2 separate regions of the Homo sapiens genome follow, and region 1 is linked to region 2. The links are chromatin contacts, found by Hi-C or POLR2A ChIA-PET in ENCODE. All regions are on one chromosome and are shown on one strand. Each heading gives the region's core, a stretch centred on a gene start or an enhancer-like site at or near the end of the contact. The rest is flanking DNA. Distances are from core to core; before and after follow the strand shown. Region 1 holds the start of H4C1 (H4 clustered histone 1). Region 2 overlaps CARMIL1 (capping protein regulator and myosin 1 linker 1).

What was found. Hi-C counts contacts between places; a loop is a spot of excess contacts on that map. ChIA-PET counts read pairs that join two places held with the same protein, here RNA polymerase II (POLR2A). Pooled maps may share reads with other maps.
Region 1: a map of OCI-LY7 shows a loop between it and region 2 (6-fold over the local background). The contact joins the promoter of H4C1 here to the enhancer-like site in region 2. A Hi-C loop is called at or near these places in 2 of 168 maps with a recorded cell type or tissue (OCI-LY7 and Ramos) and 1 of 50 pooled maps. POLR2A ChIA-PET finds 5 or more read pairs at or near these places in 4 of 52 experiments (HEK293, OCI-LY7 and activated naive CD4-positive, alpha-beta T cell).

What each region holds. Positions count from the first base shown.
Region 1 is chr6:26,019,486-26,025,887 of GRCh38, forward strand. It overlaps H4C1 (H4 clustered histone 1), which reads left to right and starts at 2,164. Exons shown (of 1, transcript NM_003538.4): 1 at 2,164-2,565. The coding sequence starts at 2,194. The coding sequence ends at 2,505. It overlaps H3C1 (H3 clustered histone 1), which reads left to right and starts at 966. Exons shown (of 1, transcript NM_003529.3): 1 at 966-1,473. The coding sequence starts at 1,005. The coding sequence ends at 1,415. RefSeq lists enhancers at 478-1,294, 1,295-2,111, 1,629-1,728, 1,759-1,808, 2,112-2,927 and 3 more.
Region 2 is chr6:25,383,525-25,389,589 of GRCh38, forward strand. All of the region lies in intron 2 of CARMIL1 (capping protein regulator and myosin 1 linker 1), which reads left to right. The region is part of intron 1 of LOC124901281 (a long non-coding RNA gene); the gene reads right to left. It also overlaps the pseudogene RNU6-987P. Among named protein-coding and RNA genes, the nearest start is that of CARMIL1, 110 kb to the left of the region's middle. Within about 2 kb of position 4,152, at least 2 of the 41 ENCODE cell types and tissues checked have a DNase peak (open chromatin) inside an H3K27ac peak, as active enhancers do; they include OCI-LY7, where a contact is called at or near this core.

The DNA.
Region 1 (6,402 bases), core at 914-3,413, 630 kb after region 2:
AAAGATAGAATGTGGCCTGTCTCTTGTGAATTTAAAAAGGTCACAATCCACTTTTCAGTGTTTTGAGATTTTCAAAATGATTGCATTAGCTCTTGGCAATGCTAAATTATGTTCCTTGCGAACCACTATCCAGTTTCTCTTGGGCCAAGTCCACCTCCTGCTCCGCAAGAGGAACAACTCCCAGCTGGTGGTACCTGGCGGCAGTGCTGGAGAAACGCCATTTTGTGACTGGCAGAGTACACCTAGGCTTTAGAAAACAAAAGCTGCAGAACGCTGCAAGTTTAGGATTCAAAGAGCATAATCAAGAGAAAGACGTCTCATAGAAAATGTTTCTGAGTAATAGTGTAATCCTACTATGTTTGAGATGCTTTGTAGATTTCAATAACACTCCTAAGTCAATTAAAGCATTACAAAGGAATCCAATTCTTGTGAAAGGTTTCAGAAATTCCCGTAAAGGGTACATTTCCGGAGAGGAGGTGAGCAGTATTCCCTCTTTTTTTTTTTTTTTTTTTTTTTCCTAAAGAGCTGAAGGTTATACGGAATTGGGGAATTATAATACCTTTGGAATCAATGCCTTGTTTTATGGAAAATAAACACAGCCTTCAGGTTATGAAAACCAGATGTAGAAGAGGACAAGTTTAAAAAATTAAAGTCCAAGCCGGCGCAGTGGGGCTCCCCTGTAATCCCAGCTACTCTGGATGCTGAGGCGGGAAGATCCTTTGAGCCCAAGTTTAAGACCAGCTTGGGGAACAAAGCAAAAGTAAAATAAAATAATAGTAGTAATAAAATACCACTTAAATAATCATCTGTAGAGTTGGAATAGAATATAGTAGCCGGTGAAACTGCACGATTGTTGCTGGCTTAAAGATAGACCAATCAGAGTGTGTAACGTCATATTTAGCGTCTTCTATCATCCAATCACTGCACTTTACACACTATAAATAGAGCAGCTCATGGGCGTATTTGCGCTAGTGTTGGGTGTTCCGCTGTGCTGTTTTTCCGTCATGGCTCGCACTAAGCAAACTGCTCGGAAGTCTACTGGTGGCAAGGCGCCACGCAAACAGTTGGCCACTAAGGCAGCCCGCAAAAGCGCTCCGGCCACCGGCGGCGTGAAAAAGCCCCACCGCTACCGGCCGGGCACCGTGGCTCTGCGCGAGATCCGCCGTTATCAGAAGTCCACTGAACTGCTTATTCGTAAACTACCTTTCCAGCGCCTGGTGCGCGAGATTGCGCAGGACTTTAAAACAGACCTGCGTTTCCAGAGCTCCGCTGTGATGGCTCTGCAGGAGGCGTGCGAGGCCTACTTGGTAGGGCTATTTGAGGACACTAACCTGTGCGCCATCCACGCCAAGCGCGTCACTATCATGCCCAAGGACATCCAGCTCGCCCGCCGCATCCGCGGAGAGAGGGCGTGATTACTGTGGTCTCTCTGACGGTCCAAGCAAAGGCTCTTTTCAGAGCCACCACCTTTTCAAGTAAAGTAGCTGTAAGAAACCAATTTAAGACAAAAGGGAATGCATTGGGAGCACTTTTCGTTTTAATGCTACTGAAGGCTTCAAAACCAATCGATTTCGGCCGGTCGCGGTGACTCACGCCTGTAATTCAAGCACTTTGAGAGGCTGAGGCGGGCGGATTACCAGAAATCAGGAGTTCGGGATCAGCCTGGCCAACATGGCCGAATCCCGTCTCTACGAAAAATACAAAAACACGCCGGGCGCGACGGCGAGCGCTTGTAATCCCAGCTACACTCTGAAGGCTGAGGCAGGAGAAACACTTGAACCTGAGAGGCAGAGGTTTCAGTGAATCGAGATGGCTCTAATGTACTCCAGTCTGGGCGACAGAGAGATTCGGTTAAAAAAAAAGTTCGACTTAAAATAATTCTGGAGTCAGAATGGGTTTACATTTAATTCTTAACCCAGTTCCTCAAAGCCTGTAGCTCTGTTAAGAAAATAAAGGCCATTGGTCAAGCCTGCTTGGTCCCACCCTCATCTCCCCACCCTCCCCCAATCGCTGCTCCCGCCATTTCCTGGGGCTTGGAGGAGGGGTTAAAGGAGCGGACTGTAGGCGTCACATTTCCCGCCTGCGCGCTTTTCAGTCTCAGTGTCCGCTGGAGGTGGGGGCAGGGGTAACGTAGATATATAAAGATCGGTTTCCTATTCTCTCACTTGCTCTTGGTTCACTTCTTGGGAAGTCATGTCTGGACGTGGTAAGGGCGGGAAGGGTTTGGGTAAGGGGGGTGCCAAGCGCCACCGCAAGGTGTTGCGTGACAACATCCAGGGCATCACCAAGCCGGCCATCCGGCGTCTGGCCCGGCGTGGCGGTGTGAAGCGGATCTCTGGTCTGATCTACGAGGAGACTCGCGGGGTGCTCAAGGTGTTTTTGGAGAACGTGATCCGTGACGCTGTCACCTATACGGAGCACGCCAAGCGCAAGACAGTCACTGCCATGGACGTGGTCTACGCGCTTAAGCGCCAGGGACGCACCCTTTATGGCTTTGGCGGTTAAGGTTGCTGATTTCTCCACAGCTTGCATTTCTGAACCAAAGGCCCTTTTCAGGGCCGCCCAACTAAACAAAAGAAGAGCTGTATCCATTAAGTCAAGAAGCTCAATGTGTAATTAAGATGAATGATACTGAGCTGACATCCTAAAAAGGAAAGATTAGGGGAACTCCAAGTTTGCCCTCCACTCACTACATATGGGTAGGGGAGCAACGATATTCCAACTCTGAAGAAAGAGTGGAAAAAAAGTAGTGTTAAAAATTTGTATTAGTTTCCAAGGGACAAAGAAGCGCTGCCCAATCAATGAGGGCCATTCGTAGCTGTCAACCAATCAGAACTGATGAGCTAATATTTCCTGAGGCAAGCCAGGGAGCCGGAGGGGAAGCTAAGAAGCTTATTGAGAAAAAACAAAAACCCTGTTTTAGGAAAAAAAAAAACCATCTTTTAGCGATTATGAAATAAAATCACAGAGACATTTAAGTATCCCTCAATCATGTACTGAGAGCAATACTAAATTTATCGCCACCAATACAGTTTTACTCTATTAAAAAGACCCTGAAAATTGAAACCCTATTCAGACTCCTGGAATACCCAGGACACTAAATTCAGGGGAGATTAAAATCTGTTTTAGAGAGAAAAGGCACCTTTTTCAGTGTTACCGCGGCCTTCAGCAGTTAACCTTTTTTTTTCCCCCTTTACGCAGAAATGGAAATTTGGGTGATAGAAATATTCCGAAATTAAATTGTGATGATGGTTGTACAACTAAGAAAACACGGTAAAATTCATTGAACTGTACCTAAAGTGGGCAAATTTTGTGGTACATTAAATATCAATAAAGCTGATTATATACATACACATATATTTTTATATATGCAGAGAGAGAAATGATGCAAGCAGGGTGGTAGGACATGAGGTTGGTAGCATAGGCAATGTTGGTCTGTGAAGGGCCACCTGTGCTAAACCTGGAAGCCTGGGGTTTGTCCAGTCAAGCCATGGTAGCCATAGTTTTAAAGGATGTTCCTGATGCAGTTATGTGTTCCAGTTAAGTACATCTAGCTTCAGAACTCAGCTGGAAAAGGGATGTGAACTTCAGGTTAGCTGATAGGGAAATATCTTACTCTCATCTGAGTAAATATTCACAAATGCCTCTCATTGTGCTCTTTTTGGTACCATTGTTATAGGACTGATTTCAGCCTCACGATGTTAGCTTCAGTGATGGATGTCTCTTTATTTTGAGGTCCTGTTTTCCACCTGACAGTTTTCATCCAGGATTTCTTGAGGAATTACACAAGTACCCAGCTTGGCTTAATTTAAAACTGACAATGGAGAGAATTCATAGCTGCATTCTGGATAGTTTCAGGAATCAGAGGAGCAAAAATGAGCCTGGTATGGAGGGTGGGTCATTTTATGTCTTTCTTAGTTGGTATTTTAAAGATATTTATTGATCTCATATGCCAGATATTGTTGAAATCATTGGGGTACATAAGTTAGAAAATTTTAATTCCCTTTCCTGAATTCCAGAGTCAATGTAGAGGGGTGTGTGGATATCGATTACCCATATGGGAGGTATAGTCGTTGTAACAATAAGCCACGACTAGCTCCTGTTACGTTTTGCCTGGCCTTTCATAGCATTGCTATGTTCATAGCATTGCTGATATGTCATACTCATCTTAGGCATACCCACCACCACCTTGGGCCTTCTTCAGTCCTAACACTCATGCAGTCCTTGTTCAGAACAAAGATAATGTTGCTTAATTTGCAACCCCTAGACTATCCCCCAGATTTTCTAAAGAGAAACTGCACGCTGATTGCTTCAGGCAGTGGCAGGTCAAGGAATGAGATGGGGAATTGATTGTGTTAGCATTCTGGTGGGCTTAGTGGAGAGCCTGGAGACTTACATAGAAAATTCACACATCCTTTCATTCAACAAACCTCCATAAACTACCTGTTAAACGTCAGCCCTGTTCAAGGTGCTAGGGATACTTCTGGGACAAAACAAAGTCCCTACCTTCAAAAAATATATTCCAGTTGGGGGAGAGAGAACAAACACAAAATAAAATATATCTAGTTATATGTATTTTTTGTTAAATATATTATTACATATATAATTCTAGGTGGGGAAATGTTATATATATATGCTATTGAGGATAGTCAACTATATATATATATGCTAAATGAGCAGAAAAGCTTATTTTACAAGGGATGATTATGGGAGGTCTCTTTCGTAAGGTTGGTATTTGAGGAGAGGCTTGAATGAAATGAGATCTAGAGCCATTCAGATATCCAGGACAAGACCCTTCTAGGGAGAAAGAATAGATATAAAGGTGCTGATGCTGGAAATGCTTGGTCCATTCCAGAAACAGCAAGGTCAGTGAAGAGAAAGAACTGCGAAGAGAATGAGGTCAGAGGGTAGCCAGAGTACAGATCTAGTAGGTTGAGCAGCTCATCCTAGTTTGCTTGGAACTTTCTAAGTTTCAGCACTGTAAGTCTTACACCCTGAGAAACCCCTGAGAGTCAGGCAAACTGTAATGGTTGGTCATCTTACTTGTAGGCTATGATAAGGATGCTGGTTTTTATTATGAAGGTGATGGAAAGCCAGTGGAATCTTTTCAGCAGACAGTGGACATAATACCTTCAAAAAGGATCACTGTTGATGCTGGATAGAGAAAAAACTGTATGACAGGGGGATTAAAAGTGAAAACAAAGACCAGTTTGGGGTCACTGTGGTCATTCAGACAAACCGCCATGGCAGCTTGCTCCTAGAGAAGCAGCAAAGAAAACAATGAAAGGTATTCTGATTGATTTTCAACAGAGCTGACTGCATTGGGTGAAAGTTGTAAGAAGCTCAGGACAAACAATATTGCACAATTCCTGGCCCAAGCTGCTTGAAGAATGGAGTTCTATTGATTGACATGACAAATATCAGAGGAAGAACAGACTTGGTGTTTACGTATAAACATATTTTGGACAAGTTCGAGATGCCCATTATTCAATTAGATACATCAAATATGCAGTTGTATATGAGTCTAGAGATTTAAGGTCAGGGAGATGGTTTATAATTGCAAACACTTATTTAGAGACACAGTTTCACTCTTGTCTCCCAGGCCTAAGTGTAATAGCGCGATCTCAACTCACTGCAACTTCTGCCTCCCGAGTTCAAGCTATTCTCCTGTCTCACCCTCCCGAGTAGCTTGGATTACAGTCGCCCGCAACCATGCCCAGCTAATTTTTTTTTTTTTTTTAGTAGAGACGGGGTTTCACAATATTGGCCAGGCTGGTCTCGAACCCCTGACCCCAGGTGATCCACCAGGCTCAGCTTTCCAAAGTGCCGGGATTACAGGCGTGAGCCACCTTGCCGGGCCTATATTTCTTAAGCTCTATGTTTCGTTCTGAAGCTTGAAGTGGGTGGAAGCAAACTGATAGAATTTGGAGAGGTGGTTAGGCATCCCGGGAATGAGAAACAGCCCGAAGCTGCCACTATCACAGGCTTTGGCATTGCTAGAAGTTAACGTGGCACTTACAGCTAGGCCGTGGTGTTCTGTTGAACAAACTATTTGACAGAGCACAGAGCATGTAAGTGGTGAGGCCAGTTGAGTTAGCCAAGAAAAGAGGAGTCCAAGAACTGAGCCAGAGTACACCAGAGTATGTAGTGGAGTACAGCTTTCTCATTCTTTAGTAGGGCTGTGTAGAGAAATACTCTATTTTATGGATGTATAGATCACTCTAGTCCTTTCTGATGAAAACTTTACAGTTGCCACTCATTTACTATTACAAACAATGCTGCACTACATTATGTTTCAGTTTTTAGCCATCTCATCTGGTCTCAGCATTTATTTATCTGCTGATGACTCACACATTTTTATCTCCAGCTCAGACCTCTCACCCGAACTCACTTATTCAACTG
Region 2 (6,065 bases), core at 2,902-5,401:
AATCTTGATAACCTTGATTTGCTTTTTGTGTCCTGATTACCTTGACATTAATATCTTGAAATAGAAAAACTGTGGTTCTTGCTTTGGTAGTACATATACTAAAACTAGAACAATAAAGACATTAACATGGCCCCTGTCGAAGGATGACATGCAAATTTGTGAAATGTTTCATATTTTTTAAAACAAAATTATGGCTTGTATATTTTTAAAACTTTGTATTATGCAAAACTTCTTGAGAACAAATAATTATGGGAACTTTTAAATACATGCAAAAATAGAATAGGATAATAAACTTCCCATCTACATTTTATTTATTTATTTATTTAATTTTTGAGGTGGAGTCTCGCTCTGTCGCCCAGGCTAGAGTGCAGTGGTGTGATCTTGGCTCACTGCAACCTCCACCTCCTGGGTTCAAGCAATTCTCCCTGCCTCAGCCTCCTGAGTAGCTGGGATTACAGGCATTTGCCACCATCCCCGGGTAATTTTTGTATTTTTAGTAGACATGGGGTTTCACATGTTTGCCAGGCAGGTCTCGAACTCCTGACCTCAAGCGCTCCGCCCACCTTGGCCTCCTAAAGTGCTGGGATTACAGGCGTGAGCCACCGCGCCCGGCTGGTTTTTAAGACATGAAATTTCAGAATGTTTGTTTTCAAGAAAGAAAGCCCAATTGCCTCAATGCTTTATTTGAGGACAGAGCCTGAGGCACAGGAGAATAGCACGGTGGGACATTACTGGCACCATTGCCAACACAGCTCACACGCAGCAACAGCACGTTTTGTTGGTTTTGCCAGCGTTGATGCTCAGATCCCTCTGTGGCCACCAATAGCCAGCACCTGTGTCAAAGGTGGCTGCCTCAATTAAGACACAAACCAAAAATTCTAATTATATAGTAGTTTCTGTAGTATCAGCCACGTGTACAATAGGTACTCAGGTGTCATTTGCTTTTTCTTCTACCACAAGAGTGGCCTTGGACTCGTGTGTCCGTTGGGTGATGGTTGAGGTTGCTCTGAGCCAGTCCCCTCCCCTGGTCCACTCAGTGGAAGCTGTGTATGCCCACATGGCACTGTATGGACACCAGTTTGTGTTTTTTTAACAAACATTGCTATTTTTAGATTTGCTTTCAGAATGCGACCTATGGGGCAGAGGACCCAGAAATATATAGCTTCTACCTCATTGCCTCGTTCTCAGGGATATCCAAGCCTCACTGCCTTGAGAAATTAAGAGACAGTTCCAGCAGGTACTGTCTTACTTGATGACTATAAATTCTATAATCATTGCTAATAATAGAGTGTTTTGTTCAAGCCGCTTAAATTTGTTTATTTTTTCCTCTCGGCAAGCCTAACATCATCATCCTCAAAAGCATGGTTGCCTGTGAATTTCCTTTTGGATAGATGTAACACTATTTAATTTCGCCCATCCATTCATCTATCCAAGCATCCAGCAAACATTTATCGAGTACCTATTATGTGCTGAGTACTCTTTTAGATGCTGGAGGGACAATGATTAATAAGATAATCTTTCTTTACAGAGTTCACATTCGGTGAGAGAGGAAAGTTGGACATTAAAACAGATAGTAATGTGGTGAGCTAAGTGCAGCTATAAAGTTATGTACAACTTATCAGGAGAACCGTTATCTAAGGCATCCAGTTCACAGAAGGGAGGAGGGAACACCATGTAGGCAAGGGGAATTTCACTATTATTGCCATATATCCAAGGCCAAGAGTGGTGAGAGAATGGGCTGGAGATGTAACAAAGGTGCTCTGTGACAGAGTTTGAACTTCAGTTTGCTGGTGAGGTGTGGGGAAGTCTATGAACGGGATTCGAACAGTTGAGTGGCATGATTATATTTGTGTTCTAGAAGAATCCCTCTGGTGGCTCTGTGCAATGTGGTTTTCAGGGAGTGAGGACTGGAGACAGAGTAGATAAGTGAGAATGCTGAGGGGCCTAATGATTCGTTCATGCATTTCATTTAGTAAACATTTATTGAGCACTTACTATGGACCATGCCCTGTTATAGTCATTTGGAATTTATTTTCACATAGATAAACAGAAGAGATAAATAGTAGTAGCTTTTTTGGGATAAATAGATACCAAATAAATCACAGTGTTCGCTTTGATCATGACAAACTTTTGAATACATGTTTTCTAGAGTTATATATTGATTTGGTGGTATTTTTATTTTGGATTTGGATCAGTCAGCACTAACATAAAAAATGGCCTCTTTCATGGTGCAAATTAGTAAGGCTTCACTTTCAGCTCTTGAATTTTTCCAAGACTCATTATTCCAGTCTGTAGATTATTCTGAGCCTTAGACTCTCATTTTCTGCTCATTAGCACCTCAAAGAATGGAGAGGAAGGAAGAGAGAGAAACTTCAGTCTGACTTGCTACTTGTTAGAAGATTTGGTAAAGAAGGTGATGAAATTAATATTTAGTTTTCAAAATCAGGTTACAGATTGTTTTTGGGCTTGTTCTTGCCTGCAGTTCTTGCTTTCTCTCAACCATAGCTAACTTGCTGTCTGGATACATCCGAGTGTATTTGCCTCATGCACAATGAAGGGTAGGATTAACCTTGGAAATTTGCTGTGGGCAAATAGCCCAAGAATTAATACATTTAATAATACATTTAATTATTTTACCAATCACACTGGTTATTTGCAGTGTCAAAGCAGTTACCTTGGTATGATATAAGGACATGGAATTAATTTTGTTGTTTATAATCTTTGTGTGTGTGTGGGGTGGGTGGTGAGGACGGAATCTTGCTCTGTCGCCCAGGCTGGAGTGCAGAGGCTCAATCTTGGCTCACTGCAACCTCCACCTCACAGATTCAAGTGATCCTCCTGCCTCAGCCTTCCAGGTAGCTGGGATTACAGGTGTCTGCCACCACACCTGGCTAACTTTTTGTGTTTTTAGTAGAGATGGGGTTTCACCATGTTGGTGAAACTGCTGACCTCAAGTGATCCACCTACCTCAGCCTCCCAAAGTGCTGGGATTACAGGCCTGAGCCACCATGCCTGGCTTGTTGTTTGTAATCTGATATCTTGCTACTTGAACTTTGTTAGTATGGTTTAGGAGTAGGAACTTTAAAATGAAAACGAACACCGCCCAGGACGTTGAAGAAATAACTGTACCCACTTCATAGGGTTGTCAGGAGGGTTAAATGAGTTAATATAAGCAAAGACTAAGGTCCAGCACATAGTAAATGTCATATAAACACTGGTCATTTTTATTGATTTTACTTTGAAAGTCAATTAGAATTTGCATGAAAGTAACAAGCAATAGGTGAAAATCATGATAGTACTAGATAATACAAGACATCATGAGGCCGGCTGTGGTGGCTCATGCCTGTAATCCTAGCACTTTGGGAGGCTGAGGTGGGCGTATCACCTGAGGTCAGGAGTTCAAGACCAGCCTGGCCAACAACATGGTGAAACCCCATCTCCACAAAAATACAAAAATTAGCCAGGCATGATGGCCGGTGCCTGTAATCTCAGCTACTTAGGAGCCTGAGGCGGGAGAATCGTTTGAACCTGCGAGGCCGAGATCGCACCATTGCACTCCAGCCTGGGTGACAGAGTGAGACTCTGTCTCCAAAAAAAAAAAAAAAAAAATCACAACAGACTAGATAACACTCTATGATGTCACCTTTTACTTCACTAAGAACACATTTAATGTACAGACTATATGCATTTTTAAATGCTCTGGTTCAAGGAAAGTTAAAAGTGTTTATAGTTATAGGTCTACATTTGAGAAATACTTGTTATGAACTGAGGAACAGGCAAATCCAGCATTTGGGCCACAACTTTTCTTTGATAGTTCCCCAGATAATAGGCTGAAGAGCATATGCAGAGATATAAAAGTCAATGAATAAGTGAATAGCTGAATCTGTTGAACACTATGCTCACAGTTTCTAGTTCAAGACAAATGAAACATTAACATAAGTTGTTCTGAATTTTCTAAGTGAAGAATTCTACCCTTCTTTAAGTTAAAAGATTTATAACCTTTTCAATAGCAGTATATATTCTGCAATTCAGCAGCTTTTCTTTCTGTGATTTTGAAGACCATCTTTTGAAGATGCAGAATTTAGAATTCCTACTTGGGGGCATTTCTTCAATTCAGTGAGCCATTCATGAGATTCAACCAATGGAAACATTAAACACAATGAGTGTGAGGAACTGAAAGTGCTTTGTTTTTTGGTTGCAGTGACTTCTAATTGAAGCAAACCAGCTATACATGTGGATGGTCATGACTTTATAATTACAATTAAAATATTTTCAGTAGAAGACTGAGGCCTCAGGGAAAGCATCGTATGAAATAGAGAATAATCACCAGATGCAACTATGGGCCCCTTTTCCGAGTGGGTAATGATTTCTTTGCCTCTAGCTGTGAGTTGGCAAATGGACTCTGTCATTTTGGGTATCTGTTGGAAGAAAGAAAAGGAAGGAACAGAACGATGAGAGAAACAGTTCATAAGAAAAAAAGAGAAAAAGATCTTGAGCAGATAGGCAAGTAGAAGTAAAAATCCTCACTGTTTGAGGCCTCCAGACCTTGTTGAACCATGTTACTATTGTAGCATTACACCTGCAATGTGTCTGCAGGTGTTCTGGATGTTTTGAAACTCATTTGATGTAGAAGCGTTTCTTGATGTCAAGTTATGTTGGATTTGGCATCATTATTCTCTCTACAACAGTAGAGTAAAGGCTGGAGAGTATTGAAAGGCTAATTTTTTTTGGTGATGTCTGCCTTAGTTAAAATAGCTACTATTAGGTGATAGAAATGAAGGTATTTAGCACACACAACAGTTTTATTATGTTTTGTCTTTTAGATGTGGATTTCTCTACTTTTTTTGTTTTGTTTTGTTTGAGATGAAGTCTCGCTCTGTCGCCCAGGCTGGAGTGCAGTGGAGCGATCTCAGCTCACTGCAACCTCCGCCTCCCGGGTTCAAGCAATTCTGCCTCAGCCTCCTGAGTAGCTGGGATTACAGGCAGGCGCCACCATGCCTGGCTAATTTTTCTGTATTTTTAGTAGAGACGGGGTTTCACCATGTTGGCCAGGCTGGTCTCAAACTCCTGACCTTGTGATCCACCTGCCTTGGCCTCCCAAAGTGCTGGGATTACAGGCATAAGCCACCGCACCTGGCCTTTTTTTATTTTATTTTATTTTAAGAGACAGGGTGTTGCTCTGTCATCTAGGCTGGAGTGCAATGGCATGATCATAGCTCACTGCAGCCTGCAACTCCTGGGCTCAAACAATCCTTTCACCCCAGCCTCTCAAAGTGTAGCAGCTGGGACTATAGGCACAGACCACCACACCCAGCACATTTTTACAATTTTTTTGTAACAAAAAAGGGAGGCTTCTTTTTGTTGCCCAGGCTGGTCTTGAATTCATGGCCTCAAGCGATCTTCCTGTGTCGGCCTCCAAAAGTGCTGAGATTACAGACATGAGCCACCACACCTGGCCTCTACTTAACAGGCACTACCAAGAAAGTAGGAATGACTGCCCTAAGGGGAATTAGCTTTTACTCCTTACTGATGGGGATTTCCTGCCTCCACTACTAGAGAAACCCACATTTCCATGTTTTACGTTCAGTACTCACCAAACATTTCCAAGTGCCTGGCACTGTGCTTGTCTCATCCACAGATGCTCTGCCAGTAGAAAATGGAATGGTTTTAATTGAGAAGACATGAGGAGGACTTCTATTTCTTAATTGGAGTCTATAAGCAAACTTCAAAAGAATCTTTCAGCTTCTCATTGGTTTAAAAATTATGACACTGTCTATTATATGTTTTGCATAACTTTAAATCTTCTTTTAGTCATATTGTATTGTTTTCTTTTTTGAGATTTGGGGGGGTCTTGCTGTGTTGCCCAGGCTGCCCTTGAACTCCTGGACTCAAGCTATCCTCCTGCCTCAGCCTCCCAAGAAGCTGGGGATACAGGCATGTGGCATAGTCAAATTGTTTTGCAAAAGTGTTAGCTGCTTGAGATTTTAGGCAGATTGGAAGGTGTCGATCACTTCTTTTCTCCAAAGTGTAAAATGGAATAATTGCTGGAATTGGATGTCAGTTTG